Regions from separate parts of the Homo sapiens genome. Here region 1 is linked to region 2. Evidence: chromatin loops called from intact Hi-C (ENCODE). Cell type or tissue: heart right ventricle. All regions are shown on one strand. Links, peaks and the distances in the headings refer to the core of each region. The heading gives the core; the rest is flanking DNA.

Region 1 (8,000 bases), core at 1-8,000, 140 kb after region 2:
TCCCCTCCTCTGAGAAACCCAGAGCTAACGAAACACCTCAAAGCATTCAACTTCATTTCCTCTTACCCGGCATTCTGCTTCTATTGGTTTGATGAATGGGGAGCCACACATGGTCTGGGTCTTTATCACGTGATCATCAAGTAGCATTTGAATGTCATCAATTGCACACAAGATGTTTGTATCCTGTAAATAAAGATGCCCCACCCTGTCAAGATTGTGAAACCTCCCCATTTTTCTTTTCCTTTTTTAAAAATTTATTTATTTGAGACAGGGTCTCCTCACCCAGGCCTGAGTGCAATGGCTCAATCCTAGCTCACTGCAGCCTCAAACTCCTGGGCTTAAGGGATCCTCCTGCCTCAGCCTCCCAAGTAGGTAGGACTACAGGCATATGCCACCATGCCTGGATTTTTTTTTTTAAGACAGAGTTTCACTCCTGTTGCCCAGGCTGGAGGGCACCAGCAGAATCTCGGCTCACTGCAACGTCCACCTCCCAGGTTCAAGTGATTCTCCTGCCTCAGCCTCCTGAATAGCTGGGATTACAGGCAAATGACACCACGCCCTGCTAATTCTGTATTTTTAGTAGAGACAGGGTTTCACTACATTGGCCAGGCTGCTCTCAAACTCCTGACCTCAGGTGATCCACCCGCCTCGGCCTCCCAAAGTGCTGGGATTACAGGCATGAGCCACCACACCCAGCCTGGATATTTTTTTTAAGAGATGGGGTCTCACTGTGTTGCCCAGGCTGGTCTCGAACTCCTGGCCTCAAGTGATCCTCTTGCCTCAGCCTCCCAAAGTGTTGGGATTACAGGCTTGAGCCACTGCATCCAGCTACCTCCCCATTTTTCATGCTGATCCCTTAGGACCTCCCAGCTCAGAACTCCACTCTCATGGAGTAGGAATCTATGTCTTGCAGGGAATAGGACTTCTACTTTCTTCCTTGAAAATGTTATTAAAGATATTTAGGCTGGACAAGGTGGCTCATGCCCATAATCCCAGCACTTTGGGAGGCTGAGGTAGGAGGATCGCTTGAGTCCCAGAATTCAAGACCAGCCTAGGCAACATAGCAAGACCCCATCTCTAAAAATTTTTTTTTTAAAAAGACATTTATTGTCCACCTCCTTTGCAGAAGTCAAATACAGTCTAATCCAAGACTCATAGACATAATCTGCTGGGGAGGAAGATTTCTTCCCCTTTCCCTATATTCCTGCTTCTTCACTTGCTTTCCTGGCTCTCCTTTCCCTTGGGTAGGAAGATCGGCTGCTAATCTGACTGGTTAGGCCTAGACCTGCGGTTTCCACACTGTGAACTGATGTGCCCCGGGGCACCGCAGCCAACTCAGAGTGAATGATTCTGGTTATTTAAAAATAAAATACAGCTATTAGTTTTTCTTTCATTGTAGGTGTATTTTTTTCAAACAGTGCCTAAGTTGTTAGAGCATAAATCCTTATTAAGTTGTTTGGACCTAATTACTGCATAAACAAAGCTATTAGGTATTTCTTTTGGCCTAAGGGCACTGTGAAAAAAGTACTTAGACACAAAGCCATTGTGAACCAAGAAAGTTTGGGGACCTTTGTTTAATTAATTAATTAATTAATTAATTTTAATTTTATTATTATTATACTTTAAGTTTTAGGGTGCATGTGCACAACGTGCAGGTTGGTTACATATGTATACATGTGCCATGTATTTATTTATTTATTTTTGAGACAGTCTTGCTCTGTTGCCCAGGCTGGAGTGCAGTGGCATGATCTCAGCTCACTGCAACCTCTGCCTTCCAGATTCAATTCATTCTCCTGCCTCAGCCTCCTGCGTAGCTGGGATTTCAGGCAAGCACCACCACACCGGGCTAATTTTTGTACTTTTAGCAGAGATGGGGTTTCACCATGTTGGCAAGGTTAGTCTCAAACTCCTGACCTCAAGTGATCTGCCTGCCTCAGCCTCCCAAAATGCTGGGATTACAAGCATGACAGGCACGAGCCACCATGCCTGGCTTGTTTTATACATTTATTGGGTCTTTTTTGAGACAGGGTCTCACTCTGTCACCCAGGCTGGAGTGTAATATTGCAATCATAGCTTACTGCAGCCTCAAATTCCTGGGCTCAAGCAATCTCCCTGCCTCAGCTTCCCAAATAGCTTTCCAAGTAGCTGGTGCACATCACCATACTCAGCTAATTATTATTATTATTATTATTATTATTACTATTATTATTATTATTATTTTGTAGAGAGGGGGTGTTGCTGTGTTACCCAGGCTGTTCTCGAACTCCTGAGCTCAAGTGATCCTCTCACCTGGACCTCTCAAAGTGCTGGGATTATAGGTGTGAGGCACCAAGCCTGACCAAGTGGTCCTGTTTTACAAGTAGGTAAGGTCTAAGGTGTGCCTTAAAGGCCAGGCCCTGTGGGTGGCACTTTTTCTCCTGGGCCATTGTGGCAAGCAAGCTGACAAGGGTCTGACCCTGGGGCAGGTTTGGTCTTTCTCGCTCTGTTCTCACTTCTTTCAAGTCTAATCTAGGAGGCTAAATTTGGGCCTAGCATGTATTCTCTTATCTATGTTTTACCAGTAGCTCAGCATTGGGAGGTATGTTGGGCTATTAATAAAGTGGTTTCTTGATCCCCATTTAGCTACTGATCCTTGTCTGTAGTTACTTTAGGCAAAAACTCTGCAGATTGGCCAGGTATAAGTGAGCTGTTCCCCAGGTCTCCTAGCTTATACTCCTCTTGTCACCCCAACAGCCTCTATAGCAGTGTCTAATCCAAGCTGATCATGCAGCCACGCTTCTGAGACCCATGGTGGCTGGGTCACCCTTGCTGGGAGAGGCTCAGTAATGAGGCCCTGTGCCCTCAGCTCTCTTCCCTCTCATCAGATCATGTATAGTTCTGTTGGGTCTCAGAACATGATACCCCGAAGCATTGCACCTTGATTTGCTGAGTATTTTGAACTGAAGGACATTGGAAGGCCTTGGAAGCAAGATCTTTCTGTCCATCTTTTTCTGCCTTTCTCCTGCTCCTTTATCTTTCCCCTAAGACAGTCCATAGAAACTAAACTCCTCTTGCCCGAAGCAAGCATAAAATCCTGAAATATCACTCTGACCAAGACAGCCGGCCATAAGGAAATTCTCTGAGCAACCTTGTCTGATAGTGGGTCACAAGACTGTCGTTCCTGAGGGGGTCTTGCCCTATGCCTGGGAGGAAGGACTGCTACACAGAGAGACCAAGAAGAATCTCAACAGCAGGTCTTGCTAGGCTTCCCATGGAGTCTAGACCATTATACCATACGCTTTTGTTCAATTTCATTTCCATACAGCTGTCCATTCTTCATCAAACCTAAGCCCCAAAACACAGTTTTCCCTGGGTCTTCACTTTCGATGGTTCCAAAGTCATGTAAAACTTTGATTAAATAAAATTTTAATGCTTTTCTCTTGTTAATCTGTCTTTTATTATAGGAGTATTGGCGGTGAATGACCTTCATGCTAGGTGAAGAAAGGGATCACACCTTTTCACCCCTACAGCTCTTCCTTGAGTGAAATCAAGACACTCCAACCATTTAAACTGAATAGGGAAAGAAGTCACAAGTAGATAACATGCAGCCTGGGGAAGGAGGGAGGCTTGGGAGCTTTTGGTTCTCAATCTACATTGCACATGAGAAAAACCAGGGGTGCCTGAAAAATACAGATGCCCAGGCATTCTGGGAGGGGAGGAGCCAGGAAGAATCCATTGGGAGATTTTAAAGCATTCCAGATGATTCTACAATGCAGGTTTGGAAGCACTGCTTTAGGAATCAATGGTTGGGCCTGGCGTGGTGGCTCACACCTGTAATCCCAGCAATTTGGGAGGCGGAGGTGGGCAGATCACTTGAGGTCAGGAGTTCAAGACCAGCCTGGCCAACATGATGAAACCCCATCTCTACTGAAAATATAAAAATTAGCTGGGCATGGTGGCGGGCACCTGTAATCCCAGCTACTCGGGAGGCTGAGGTATGAGAATCGCTTGAGCCTGGGAGGCAGAGGTTGCAGTGATCCGAGATCACGCAGTTGCACTCCAGCCTGGGTGACAGAGCAAGGCTCCATCTCAAAAAAAGAAAGAAAAAAAGAACCAATGGTCTGCAGGATGTGTGTATCAACCTGTTGCCTCCATGATTTACAGCTCCCCAAGAGCTGCAACCCTCATCCCTACCTCACACCCTATCCCAAAAGCAAGCCAGACCCTAACGACAGCTGAGCAAATGCTTTGGGTGTGTAGCACCTTCGCATGCACTGTACAAACTCCTGTGTTTTCTACAAGTGCAAGTGAAAAGAAAGAAACCTACACCCTTACTATTCAAAATTGATCAATATTATCTGGGAGCTTGTTAGATCTGCAGAATCCTAGATTCCATCCCAGACCTGCTGAATCAGAACCCGCATTTCAACAAGATCTCCGATGATTCCTGCATGCATTGACATCTGAGAAACACTAGTCATTGTCTGCCCCTGTGCTTCTGACGGGACTGGGAAGCTTTGGAATGGTGTACAAGCCTGCACCTTCACTGGGAGGTGCTGATTTAGAGGCTTGCTTGGTTCCTTTGCACTGAGAAAGCCTCTTGCTCTGAATCAAAAGACTTGTCTGATTTGAAGAATGAATCTCTTCGGTGGTGCTGACAGGAAAGGTGACTGACACAGAAAGGCAGACAGTAGGAAACAATCAAGACATGAGCGATTATTTCTCTGTGAGTTCTGTTGCCATTCTGAATGAATCGTTTCTGTAATCTATTGCATAATAAATGGGGCTGCTTTCAAAAGGGGCTGCGGTTGCAGTGAGACTCACAGTGTCCCTGTATTTCACGAAGCTGAACGTCACGTTAACCCAATCCAACTTCATTCTATCCAAGTTTTTCTCCAGAGAGTATTCCTTGCTGGCAGCTGCACCAATGGGCTCCAATCTAAAGAGAGAACACAGCAACAGCAACATCAACAGGAGGCAGAGAAGACACATCAAAGGAGGAACTTCAGGCCAGGCATGGTGGCTCATGCCTGTAATCCCAGCACTTTGGGAGGCCGAGGAGGGAAGATTGCTTGAGGTCGGGAGTTCGAGACCAGCCTGGGCAATATAGCAAAACCCCATCTCCACTAAAAACACAAAAATTAGCCAGGTGTGGTGTATGCCTGTAGTTCTAGCTACTCAGGAGACTGAGGTGGGAGGATCGCCTGAGCCTGGGAGGTAGAGGCTGCAGTGAGCTGAGATCGTGATTTCACCACTGCACTCCACTCTGGAAAACAGAGTAAACCCTGTCTCAAAAAAAAAAAAAAAAAAAAAAAAAAGGGAGGAATTTCAGCTCAGTCTTAGGAGAATCTCCAAAAGCCCTTAATTTGACCAAAAGGTTTACTATCCTGCTCTAAGATCTGCCAGCTACCGCCAGTGTTTTGCAGGGTTTCTCACCCTTGGCACCGTTGACTTTTTGGGCTGTGTTATGGGTTAAATATTGTCTCCTCAAAAATTCATATATTGAAATTCTAACCCCTAATATCTTGGAATGTAACTCTATTTGGAGAAAGGATCTTTAAAGAGGTAATTAAATTAAAATAAGTCATGAGGGTGGGCCTTAATCCATTATAATTGGTGACCTTATAAGAAGAGATTAGGACACAGACACACAGAGGGAAGACCATGTCAATTCATAGGGGAAGACAGCCATCTGCAAGCCAAGGAGAGAGGCCTCAGAAGCAACCAACCCTGCCTACAACTTGGCCTTGGACTTTAAGCCTCCAGAATTATGAGACAATAAATTTCTGTTGTGTAAGCCACTCAGTCTGTGGTATGCTGTAAGAGCAGCCTGTTCAACAAAAATTATGAGAGGTCATTATTCCGGACTGAGCTCCTGCACTAGACCCCAGCAGACCAGACCAAACCAAAATGGAGTCACTCACGCTAAATGGCATGTAATCAAACTGAATCTTTAAGGAAGGAGATAGATCCCAGAACAGGACAGTTTTTCCTGAAAACAGGAGATTCCAGTCTACCTGACTCAGAGAATAAGGAAGTTCCCTCTGCTTGAACCCTCATAAAAAAATAACCTGACATTAATTAATCCTTTTTTTTCATATTGTTCTGTTTCCTTATAAAACTTACCATTGTGCTACTGCCCAGTGGGAACTCTCATTCTATTTTGGAAAACAGAGGCTGCCCTGATTCACGAATCTTGATTAAAAGCCAATTAGACTATAACTCAATTTGTTGCTTTGTCTTTTGATGAGACCTAGCAAACTCACATAGGCTGAAATAATTGTCATGGGGAGCTGTACCGTACCTTCTAGGGTGTTGAGCAGCATCCCTGGTCTCTACCCACTAGACACCAGCAGCAGACTCCCCAGCCCTGCCCCATCTTTTGCCAGTCATGACAACCAAAAATGTCTCCAGATATTTCCAAGTGTCCCTTAAGGGTGGGAAATGGCCCCCAGTTGAGAACCACTGTTGTAAGGTCACTAAAATAAGACCTCTTCTTTCCATCTTTGTTTATGCCTTATTTGCCCATATTCTGATTTCTTTTATTTTTTTTTCCCCCAGATGGAGTCTCACTGCGATGCCCAGGGTGGAGTGCAGTGGCATGATCTTGGCTCACTGCAACCTCTGCCTCCCGGATTCAAGCGATTCTCCTGCCTCAGCCTCGCAAGCAGCTGGGATTACAGGTGCCCTCCACCACACCTGGCTAATTTTTGTATTTTTAGTAGAGACGGGGTTTCACCATATTGGCCACGCTGGTCTTGAACTCCTGACCACAAGTGATCCGCCCGCCTCGGCCTCCCAAAGTGCTGGAATTACAGGCGTGAGCCACCATGCCCGGCCAGTATTCTGATTTCTTATTCAGATTTTGAACCTCTGTTAATTTATGTGATGGCTCTTGCTCTACTTCCCATCCCTTCCCTTTTCAAAAACACCTACTATTTTCCTGATACTGGGTCCACCCGTCCATGGCCCCTCTATTCCACAGAAAGGGGCATAGAGGGAGAGAGAGAAGAGGCAAACAAATTCCTTTCTTCTTGTTTCCACATGGAGATCTGGGTCCTAAAACCGAGGTGTGGCAAAGAATTGGAAAGCCAAGTTCTTGGAAGTGGAAAGAGGGACTGTTCTCTCTGCCTCAGCCCTGTCTTTCATTGCATCCTTGAGTGTAGAAGAGACCATCTGATATTTACTCATAGGTCAGGAAACCAACGCTCAGAGGAAGCAAGTGACATGTCCAAAATCACAGAGCCAGGGAGTCCTGGAACTGGGTATTGACACCAATTCCTCCTAATCTGACTCCTACCCTGGTGTTTCTTCTTCCACCCTTATGATATGCCTTCTCCCTTCTCTTACTTAGAAAGAGCAATAGAACTAGGCCAGGCACGGTGGCTCACTCCTGTAATCCCAGCACTTTGGGAGGCCAAGGCAGGTGAATCACCTGAGGTCAGGAGTTCGAGACCAGCCTGACCAACATGGTGAAACCCCGTCTCTACTAAAAATACAAAATTAGCCAGGCATGGTGGCGCACGCCTGTAATCCCAGCTACTCAGGAGGCTGAGGCAGGAAAATCGCTTGAACCCGGGAGGTGAAGGTTGCATTGAGCCAAGATCATGTCATTGCACTCCAGTCTGGGCAACAAGAGTAAAATTCCGTCTCAAAAAAAAAAAAAAAAAAAAGAGTAACAACTAATAGAACTGTTCATATGTGTTCAATCAAATAGGACCAATTAAATAGAGCGGAGAACCCTCATTTAGCCTCTAGAAGGGAGGAAGATTAGGAGCAGAAAATTACAAACAAGGACTGATCAGGACCTCAGCAGCGTGGTCACTGACTTAAATATGGCCTGTGAGAGGTGACCAAAATGAGTGTGCATATAGGGAATAATTAATAAAGGCAGGTGCCAGCCCAGATTAGTATGAGACAAAGAGTCACAAGGCCCAGCCTCCAGTACTCACTGGCTGTGTGGCTGTGGCCAAGTCACTTGACAGGCCTCAGGTCCCCATATGCCCCTATCACAGGCTTTG
Region 2 (10,225 bases), core at 2,226-10,225:
ATACACACACTTTTCTCCCCTTCTTTGGATTCTCAACTTGCTATGTGATCCATGCTCGTTTTTTCTCCTCTATGCAGGCGATATAGCAAAGAGCACAGGCTCTGGAATCTGACAGATCTGGGTTCAAATCCTGGCTTCCCTTCTTAATGTATAACCTTAAGCAAGTTTTTTAACTTCTCTGAGGTTTCATTTCCTCATCTGTAAATATTAGAATAATAATCCCTTATGAGGTTGTTGTAGGATTAACTTGTGTAAAGATTAATGAATCAATGTAGATACAGCACTTAGCAGAGAATATGGTACTTTCTGAGTAGATCCTCAGTGAATATGAGCTGCTGCAATGATGATGAATATGATTCTTCATATTATTGTTCTTATTCAGATTCATCTGCCTCCAATGGGCCTTACCCCACTCCGAGGCCGGGGACTTCGAAGCCAAGAGAAACTGAGGAAACTTTCCAAACCAGTATATCTCAGATCTCATGATGAAGTTTCCTAATCTAGAGGAAAGTTTATTTCTGCAAATGATGAGCCAACTAGTTATTGAATGTAAACCAGATGGCAAAACACTTCTTGATTAGGGGCAAAAATTCAAATGTCTTCTTAAAACCTCCACAATTGATTCTCCCCCTGTGATGTAAACTTAGATATCCCTAGAGTTTCTCAGCATCTTTCTTCCTGAGTGGATGGCATTATCCCTAGAGGTCATGGACCTTACATCCTCACTGCAGTCACCTTTGGAAACAAGACCGAGGCCTGTAGAAGGAAAGCGGAAGGATGTAAGAGCTGTTCATGGGAATTCCATTCACCACACATGCCAGCTGATGCAAAGAAATTTGCCAGTCACTGGAAGTTACTGTGGCTACTATAAAACTATGTACCACTCTCAGAATATTCTTAGGCTTTTTTTTTTTCAAGTTATAGATTTGCTTAAAGTGAGGTTTTTTGGTGTGTGCTTTTTTGTTGTCTTTTGACCCTTCCAGTTTCCAGACAAACTTGTCTTAAAAAGTGCATCATTGGATTGACCATGGTTTTTCATGAAATTTTATGAGATTTCTGCCTTAACAAAATGCATATATTCCTTATCTTAAAGCCTGTCATTACTTAGGATGCACTTATAGGATCTGAAAAGCTCACTTTAAACTCATACTACATTCGTTACGAGTATTTTACGTTAACATAATTGAAAAGTACAAGGTCCAAGCTGGCTTTCAAATTATGTCTAAACAGAAATGGGACAAATAGACTTGAAAATAGAAGGGATTTATTCCACCCCTGCAAGGGTAGAGTCAGGTGAGAGTCCCTTGGTGAGTCATTTGTACATCAGTGTCATTTCTTCTTAACCTCTGAAGAAGATGGGCATCAGAAATAAAGACAAAGCACTATCAATTTTTGTCTGTCTATTCTTTTTCAAAATGGACTCCTGACCCTCAGAAGAAATAGCTGGAACCTACTCCTATGAGGAAGAGCACACGTTTTCACACTCACTCAAGGTAACTTATCACAGGGTTTGGCAATAACGTAGGGAACAAATATGATGCTGTATCAGTGGAGTAATAGTATATGTATATATATAAAATTTTTTTTTTTGAAACGGAGTTTTGCTCACATTGCCCAGGCTGGAATGCAATGGTGCAATCTCAGCTCACCGCAACCTCTGCCTCTTGGGTTCAAGCAATTCTCCTGCCTCAGCCGCTCGAGTAGCTGGGATTACAGGCATGTGCCACCATGCCTGGCTAATTTCGTATTTTTAGTAGAGACGGGGTTTCTCCATGTTGGTCAGGCTGGTCTTGAACTCCTGACCTCAGGTGATCCGCCCGCCTCAGCCTCCCAAAGTGCTGGGATTACAGGCGTGAGCCACCACGCCAGGCCTCAGTGTGTGCATATTTAACACAAATGCAACTAGTACACTTTGTGCTGCTATAATGGAATATCTAACACTAGGTACTTTATGAAAAACAGAGATTTATGTCTTAACAGTGCTGGAGGCCAGGAACTACAAGATTGAGGAGTCTGCACCTGGTGAGGGCCTTCTTGCTGTGTCGTTATAAGGCAGAAGGCATCACATGGTGAGAGAGAGTGAGAGAGGGCCAAACTCACTTTTATAACAAACCCAGTCTCGTGATAATGAACTCACACCTGCCATTATGACATTCATTCATGAGGGCAGAGCTCTCATGATCTAATCCCCTCTTAAAAGCCCTACTTCTCAACACTGTTGCAATGGTGATTAAGTTTCCAACACATGAACTTCAGACGACACATTTAAATCATAGCATTCTATCCCTGGCCCCCAAAACTCATGTCATTCTCACATGCAAAATACATTCTATCCCAGTAGCCCAGAAGTTTCAACTTGTTTCAGTGTCAACTCAAAAGTCCAAATTCCAGACTGATCTAAATCAGATATGGGTGAGGCTCAAGGCACAATTCATCCTGAGGTAAATTTCCCTCCAGCTGTGAGCCTGTTTTATCTACTACCAGGATACAATTGCAGGACAGGCATCAAATAGGCATTCCCATTCCAAAAGGAAGAAATAGGCAAGAAGAAAGGGGTAACTTCCCAAGTGAGTGTAAAACCCAAGATAGAAAACAATATCAAATCTTAAGATAGGCCAGACATGGTGGCTCACGCCTGTAATCCCAGCACTTGGGGAGGCCGAGGCAGGTGGATCACGAGGTCAAGAGATCAAGACCATCCTGGCCAACATGATGAAACCCTGTCTTTACTAAAAATACAAAAAATAGCTGGGTGTGGTGGCACACACCTGTAATCCCAGCTACTCGGGAGGCTGAGTCAGGAGAATTGCTTGAACCCAGGAGGTGGAGGTTGCAGTGAGCCAAGATCACGCCACTGCACTCCAGCCTGGCAACACAGCGAGACTCCATCTCAAAAAAAAAACAACAAAAAAAAAAACTGAAGATATCAGAATACTCATCTTTGACTGCATGTCCTAAATCCTGGGCACACTGGGGTAGGAAATTGGCCCCCCAAGGCCTCAGGCAGCTGGACTCGGTCTATGCAGCATCTCTCATGGGTTGGAATCTCATGCCTGCAGCTATCTCAGGCTGGAGTTACACACTGGCGGCCTTACAGTTTGGGGCCTCAAGAACTGCCCCACTCTCATGGCTCCACTAGCCATTGCCCTAGTGGGGACTCTGAAATGGCCCTGCCCCTGTGACAAATGTCTTCCTGAGTCCCCAGACTGTCTGCAACATCCTTTGAGATGGAGGTGGAGCCTGCCAAGGCACCACAGCACTTGTTTTCTGTGCACCTGTAGAATTAGCATCACATGGATGCTGCCAAGGTTCACGGCTTGTACTTTTACAAAAATTATCTTTTTAATTGACACATTGTATCTAAACAGAAATGGGACAAATTGTACATTATAATTGTATATATTTATAGGGTGCAATTTGATGTTTCAATACATATATATATATATATATAATGATACTGATCTACAGCTTGTACTTTCTGGAGTGGCAGGACCCATGTGGGCCCATTTGAGCCATGGCTGGGGCAGCTGAGCTTGGAATTTATCTGCACCTCTCTGGAAACCTTGCCCTCAAGGTCCTAGCTTGCCTCAAAGATCTCTGAAATGCCTTTGGGGTTATTTTCCCATTGTCTTGATGAATAAACCCTGGCTTCCTTCTACTCATATTAATCTCTTTTAAAAGGGCTGCTTGACCAAACCCTTAATTTTCTCTACTGAACATGCTTTTTAAAAATTCTTTAAATCCAGGCACAGTGGCTCATGCCTGTAATCCCAGCACTTTGGGAGGCCGAGGTGGGTGGATCACCTGAGATCAGGAGTTCGAGATCAGGCCAACACGGCAAAACCCCGTTTCTACTAAAAATACAAAAATTAGCTGGGCGTGGTGGCGGGTGCCTGTAATCCCAGATACTTGGGAGGCTGAGGCAGGAGAATCGCTTGAACCCAGGAGGCAGAGGTTGCAGTGAGCAGAGATCATGCCACTGCATTCCAGCCTGGGCAACAGGCTGAGAATTTTCCAAATCTTATTCTGCTTCCTTTTTCATCACACATTCCATCTTTAAGTCATTTCTTTCTTCTCTCATTTTACTATAAGCCACCAAAAGAAGCCATTCAAAGCCTTGAATGCTTTGCTGCTTAGATATTTTTTTTTTTTTTGCCAGATATGTTCATCACTCTTAAGTTCTGCCTTCCACAAAGTCCTAGGACATAGACATGGTTCCACCAAGTTATTAGCAACTGTATAACAAAGATGGACTTTACTCCAGTTTCTAATACCTTGTTCCTCATTTCCATCTGAGACCTCATCAGAATGGTCTTTACTATCCAATTTTCTACCAACATTTTGATCACAACAACTTAAGTAGTCTCTAAAAGATTTAGGCTCCTACTACAGCTCCCGTCTTCTGAGCCCTCACCAGAATTGCCCTTAATGCTCCATTCACAGCAACCTAGGCTTTTTCTAGCCTGCTCCTCCAAATTCTTCCAGCCTCTACCCATTACCCAGTTCCAAAGCTGCCTCCACATTTTCAGGTTCTTGTTATTGCAGCAGCCCTACTTCTTGGTACCAATTTTCTGTCTTAGTTCATTTCGTGCTGCTGTAACAGAATACCTGAGACTGGGTAATTTATAAAGAACAGAGATTTCTCTCTTACAGTTCTAGAGGCCACGAAGTCCAAATTTGAGGAGCCCACATCTGGCGAGGGCTTTCTTTCTGTGTCATCATATGGCAGAAGTCATCACATGGTGAAAGACAGTGAGAGAGAGAGCTGAACTTTTATTTTTTAATTTTTATTTATTTATTTTTTTCCTCTGATAACAGAGTTTTGCCCTTGCTGCCCAGGCTGGAGTGCAATGGCACGATCTCAGCTCACTGCAACCTCTGCCTCCTGGGTTCAAGCAATTCTCCTGCCTCAGCCTCCCAAACAGCTGGGATTACAGGCGCCTGCCACTACACTCGGCTAATTTTGTGTGTGTGTGTGTGTGTTTTGTTGTTTTTTTGTTTGTTTGTTTTCTTGACAAGTCTCGCTCTGTCACCCAGGCTAGAGTGCAGTGGCGCGATCTCGGCTCACTGCAAGCTCCGCCTCCTGGGTTCAGGCCATTCTCCTGCCTCAGCCTCCCAAGTAGCTGGGACTACAGGCGCCCACCACTACGCTTGGCTAATTTTTTTTTTTTTTTTTTTTTTTTTGCATTTTTAATAGAGACGGGTTTCACTATGTTGCCCAGGCTGGTCTCGAACTCCTGACCTCAGATGATCCACCTGCCTCGGCATCCTGCAGTGCTGGGATTACAGGAGTGAGCCACTGCGCCCGGTCTGAACTGACTTTTATAACAAACCCACTCTGGCAATAACATTATCTGTGACCTCCTGACCTAATCACCTCCTAAAGGTTGCACTTCTCAACACTGTTGCTTGGGGATTTTCTAACACATAAACTTTGGGGGATACATTCAAACCACAGCAAAGCCTTTGGTGAAAAGAGACAGAGAAATGTAAATATGCTGGCAGGTGTTCTGGCCTTCCCATGGCCATTCAGTGAGCACATAGCCCAGCCTAGCTTGAATTGAGAGACATGAATCTGCTGTTCCTTCAGCCACTCTCCTTCCAGCTGGTCTCATTGTAGAGGCATTTCCCTGTCCAGAGATGGTTCTAATGTCTAAAATTAATTGTTTCCCATGCAACATAGGGCTTATGAAATCAAGCCAACTACTTCATCTGGTGGTCAGCCAGTGAAACCCATCTGTTTCTGCTTGGAGGAAAAACTGGCTGTGCTGGACCAAGTGAGACATGTCTCTCATCTCCATCATGGGAGATGGGAAAGTTCCTTTCTAAGTAACTCAAGGTGATTTTAATTATTTGCATTTTTGCCTTACTCTACTGAGTGTAGAAATCAGCCTTCTCACCCAGCCTTTTCAGGATGAAAGTCCATCTCATTGCTAGCCAGCCTTTGAGCATCTTCCATTTGCCTTAGTGTGAATTTTACATGCCTAGCCCCTTTGCAAACATGTGTATACTGTTACACAAAAGCATAATTGTCAATTTACTCTCAAACCTTCCATGTAACCTGTGTTCTGTTCTTAATAGTATTTTCCTCACTTTCTCTCCAAAACTATAAAATCCCCATCTTGAGTCTCTCAAAGGCAGAACCCACCTTCCCTACATCCCCACCTTCAATGTAATTATCTTCCAACACTGATAAGGACTGAACCTAACTGCTTACCCAAGAGCTAGATTTTTTTTTTTTTTTTGAGACAGAGTTTCACTGTTGTCACCCAGGCTGGAGTGCAGTGGCACAATCTTGGCTCACTGCAACCTCCACCTCCCAGGTTCAAGCAATTCTCGTGCCTCAGCCTCCTGAGTAGCTGGGATTACAGGCGCCCGCCACCACACCCAGCTAATTTTTGTATTTTTAGTAGAGACGACGTTTCACCATGTTGGCCAGGCTAGTCTTGAACTCCTGACCTCAGGTGATCCGCCTGCCTCAGCTTCTCAAAGTGCTGGGATTACAGGAGTGAGCCACCGCACCCGGCCCCCAAGAGCTAGATTTTTAAAGAACAAGGACTAGCTTGGTGACAAGGTTTGTCTGATGTCATCTGCTGAGCTATTTATAGGCAAGGCCTGCAGCTTCTCACCGAGCTGATCTCTGGCCATCTCTTCCCCAGGACTCCAGCCTCTAACTCACCATGATTTCTGAATAGCATATTGCTCTTTCACAGGAGGAGACATTAACTACCACATTGGCCCGAATAGAAAATGACCTCAAATTTCAAGCAGTCTTTCTCTTCAAAGTAGAGAACATTTTTTAAATTACAAAAATTTAATCCATCATATGAAAACAGTCTGTCCCTTGACCCCTGAGGAATGAGACCAGTCCCTGCCTCCCTCAGCTTTTTGTTGCTGAAGCTGTGGTTGGAGAACTATAATTAAAATTCAGTTGTTCTCTTAGCAACCCCCTCACTGACAGCTCCTTTACAGCTTGCGTTGTGATTTACCTACCAGTCCAAGAATCAGGGATTTGAGATCCTGACCATCCTTCTATCCAAAATGACTAACAATCTTATTTGGAACAATAGGATAGTTCCAGCTATCTGTTCATTCTGATTTTTCCCCCATTGGAGAACATTTATATTTCTTTCTTGAAAAAATAGCTTTTGACCGGGTGCAGTGGCTCATGCCTGTAATCCCAGCACTTTGGGAGGCCAAGATGGGTGGATCACTTGAGGTCAGGAGTTTGAGACCACCCTGGCCAACATGGTGAAACCCTGTCTCTACTAAAAATATAAAAAAATTAGCCAGGCATGGTGGCAGGCACCTGTAATCCCAGCTACATGGGAGGCTGAGGCAGGAGAATTGCCTGAACCTGGGAGGCGAAGGTTGCAGTGAGCCAAAATTGTGCCACTGCACTCCAGCCTAGGTGAGAGAGCAAGACTGTCTCAACAACAACAAAAAAGAAATCAAAGACCCTGATTCAAAACATTTCTTCTAGTGAAGAGGCAGAGAAGCCAAGGCCAGACACATGAAAACCCCCAAACAGTCTCATGTCTTTGCTCAACTACGAAGTGACCAAGACAGGGCCCTGAAATAAGCCACTTAGTGCCACAAGACTACATGAGAGAGTTAGTGAAGAAGTAATGCATCAAGAATGTGATTTTTATCTCCCTCAAGAGTCTCTTCCAGCTGGCCCTGGGGAGAAACAAGTGATTGAAATTTCTTGGACATAGTTGTGTAGTTGGAGCTACACATCTCTTCTAAGATTCTACATCAAAACAGAGCCAAGTCCTTGGCAGGGAGGCAGCGTGTGGCGGTGAAAAATGCATGGGTTCAAGAGCCAGACCAGCACAAACCAGGCTTTGCAGTGTGAAAAAGCTGAGCGATTTTAGGGACGATAATCTCTCTGAACCTCCAAGGGAGAGGACAGGCCTTCCCACCACAGAGGATCAAGTGAGAAATCTAAAGGCCTGGGCACAAAGCATGGCATATAGTAGGCATGCAATAAAGATTGCTTCTCTCACCTCCCCTTTCCTCGGGAAATTTCCACCCATCTGTGCAGGCTAGTAGAGAAACAATTGCGTCCCAGTTCTATCACTGACTAGCTGTGGAACTTTGGGCTAGTTTTCTAAATCTCTGCATTTTCCTCTGTAAAGTGGAGATAATGATAACACCTCCCATCTAAGATTGTTGTGAAAAGTGCATTTTATTTTTTGCCCTTAAATACCAAAAAGAGTCCATTTTAAATGTATCAAGGGGCTTAGCAAATAAAAGTGGCCCAAACCTCTGTCAACCTTTGAGAGGCCTTGGTGGTCTCCCTTATGGATAGACTAGGAAAGAAGTGATTGAAATTCAATGACAGTTACAGCAAAATAAAAAGAAAAAAAATAAGACTGGGTGCGATGGCTCACGACTGTAATCCCAGCACTTTGGGAGGCCAAGGCGGGCGGATCACTTGAGGCCAGGAATTCGAGACCAGCCTGGCCAACATAGCAAAACCCCGTCTCTACTAAAAGTGCAAAAATTAGCCAGGCATGGTGGTGCACACCTGTAATCCCAGCTATTTGGGAGGCTGAGGCACGAGAATCACTTGAACCTGGGAGGCGGAGGTTGCAGTGAGCCGAGATTGTGCCACTGCACTCCAGCCAGGGCAGCAGAGCAAGAAACTGTCTCAGAAGAAGAAAATCACCATAAGGGAGCTTAGCCAACTGACCAAGAGTCTGTGTTGAAGAGTCCCACTGCCTGTATTCAGATACTACTTGAGTAGCTATCTGATTTGGGGGAGATTACTTATCTTCTCTGTATCATGGTTTCTGCAGCCATAAAATGAGGATAATAATAATAATGTACTTTATAGAGTTGCTAGGAAATACCTGGCTCATAGCAATTGCTTTATTAATATAATTGTCATCAACATCATCACCACCACCATCATCAAGAATGAAATGCCTTCGTTCTCACTCATAGGTCGGAATTGAACAATGAGAACACTTGGACACAGGAAAGGGAACATCACACACCTGGGCCTGTCGTGGGGTGGGGAGGGTGGGGGGGGAAGGATAGCATTAGGAGATACACCTAATGTAAATGATGAGTTAATGGGTGCAGCACACCAACATGGCACATGTATACGTATGTAACAAACCTGCACGTTGTGCACATGTACCCTAGAACTTAAAGTATAATAATAAAATAAAATAAAAAGAATGAAATGCCTTTTGGCCAGGCGCGGTGGCGCCTGTAATCCCAGCACTTTGGGAGGCCAAAGGGGGAGTGGATTGCCTGAGCTCAGGAGTTCGAGACCAGCCTGGGCGACATGGCAAAAGCCCTGTCTCTACTGAAAATACAAAAAAATAGCCTGGCATTGTGGTGTGTGCCTGTAATCCCAGCTACTCAGGAGGCTGAGGCACGAGAATCACTTGAACCTGGAAGGCGGAAGGTGCAGTGAGCTGATTTCATGCCACTGCACTCCAGCCTGGGTGACAGAGCAAGACTGTCTCAAAACAAAAAGAATGAAATGCTTTTTATTTTCTGTCTTGAGACAAATGCCATCAGTTATCCAGCTGGCACAGTGAGGCCACCCCTCGGTTTATCCAGTGCTTCTGGGGCATGTCTGTTGGAAGCTCAATGGAGAGGACATAGTTGGTAGAGTGGCCTGTGGTGGAGAGGGTTCCTCTGCGGGCACTTGTTTTGTAGACTGGACACACATAGATGTCCTGATGCAGAAACATTGCGCTCTCCCCAGGTTTCAGCCAAATGATGGGCAGTGGGTCATAGAGGATTTTGGGGAGAGATTCCCCAATCTGCATCGTTTTCCTGTCCCAACGGGCACCTTCTAAGAAGAGCCCTTTGATGTAGGCCCCATCTTCGGGGTTATTCTCCATCACTGTTTCTTGTGGGGTTACCTGGAAGAATAAAAAGCTATGAGCTCCATTGCCTGCCATTTTCCTACATGGGCAGCTTTAAGAGCCTGGAATCTTCTGATACTCAAAGTGCAACCTGGTTGCAATATCTACCTCTCCCAGGATCCAGGGACAATGGGGCTTCTGTGATAATATTCCTGCCCACCATACATGGGCCAGGCCTGACTCCTGGTCAGTATGCTGCCCTTCCCAATGGTGGGCTAGAGAATGCACTCAAGTAGGAGTCACATTATTCTAACACATTACCTCTAACTAGCTTAGTGATTGCACAATCCCTTCCCTTTCTGGATCTGGATTTATAAAGTGAGGGGTTAGAT

What was found. Peaks named below come from ENCODE experiments on the same cell type or tissue, not always from the same donor. Only the 100,000 strongest peaks of a DNase experiment are listed, where the experiment ranks them.
Region 1: a loop joins it to region 2, with 2.2 times the contacts of the local background. A loop is called at or near these places in 10 of 110 quality-filtered maps.

Annotation. Positions count from the first base shown.
Region 1 is chr16:21,070,644-21,078,643 of GRCh38, forward strand. It overlaps DNAH3 (dynein axonemal heavy chain 3), which reads right to left. Exons shown (of 62, transcript NM_001347886.2): 21 at 4,804-4,918; 22 at 67-183. Among named protein-coding and RNA genes, the nearest start is that of DNAH3, 76 kb to the right of the region's middle. In heart right ventricle, for the core only: no CTCF peak of the experiment used is centred there; no DNase peak of the experiment used is centred there; H3K27ac peaks cover 472 bases.
Region 2 is chr16:20,923,618-20,933,842 of GRCh38, forward strand. DNAH3 (dynein axonemal heavy chain 3) reads right to left here. Exons shown (of 62, transcript NM_001347886.2): 62 at 9,494-9,890. The coding sequence ends at 9,537. It overlaps LYRM1 (LYR motif containing 1), which reads left to right. Exons shown (of 4, transcript NM_001128302.3): 4 at 383-1,389. The coding sequence ends at 499. Among named protein-coding and RNA genes, the nearest start is that of LYRM1, 28 kb to the left of the region's middle. In heart right ventricle, for the core only: no CTCF peak of the experiment used is centred there; a DNase peak (open chromatin) is centred at 6,578; H3K27ac peaks cover 2,539 bases.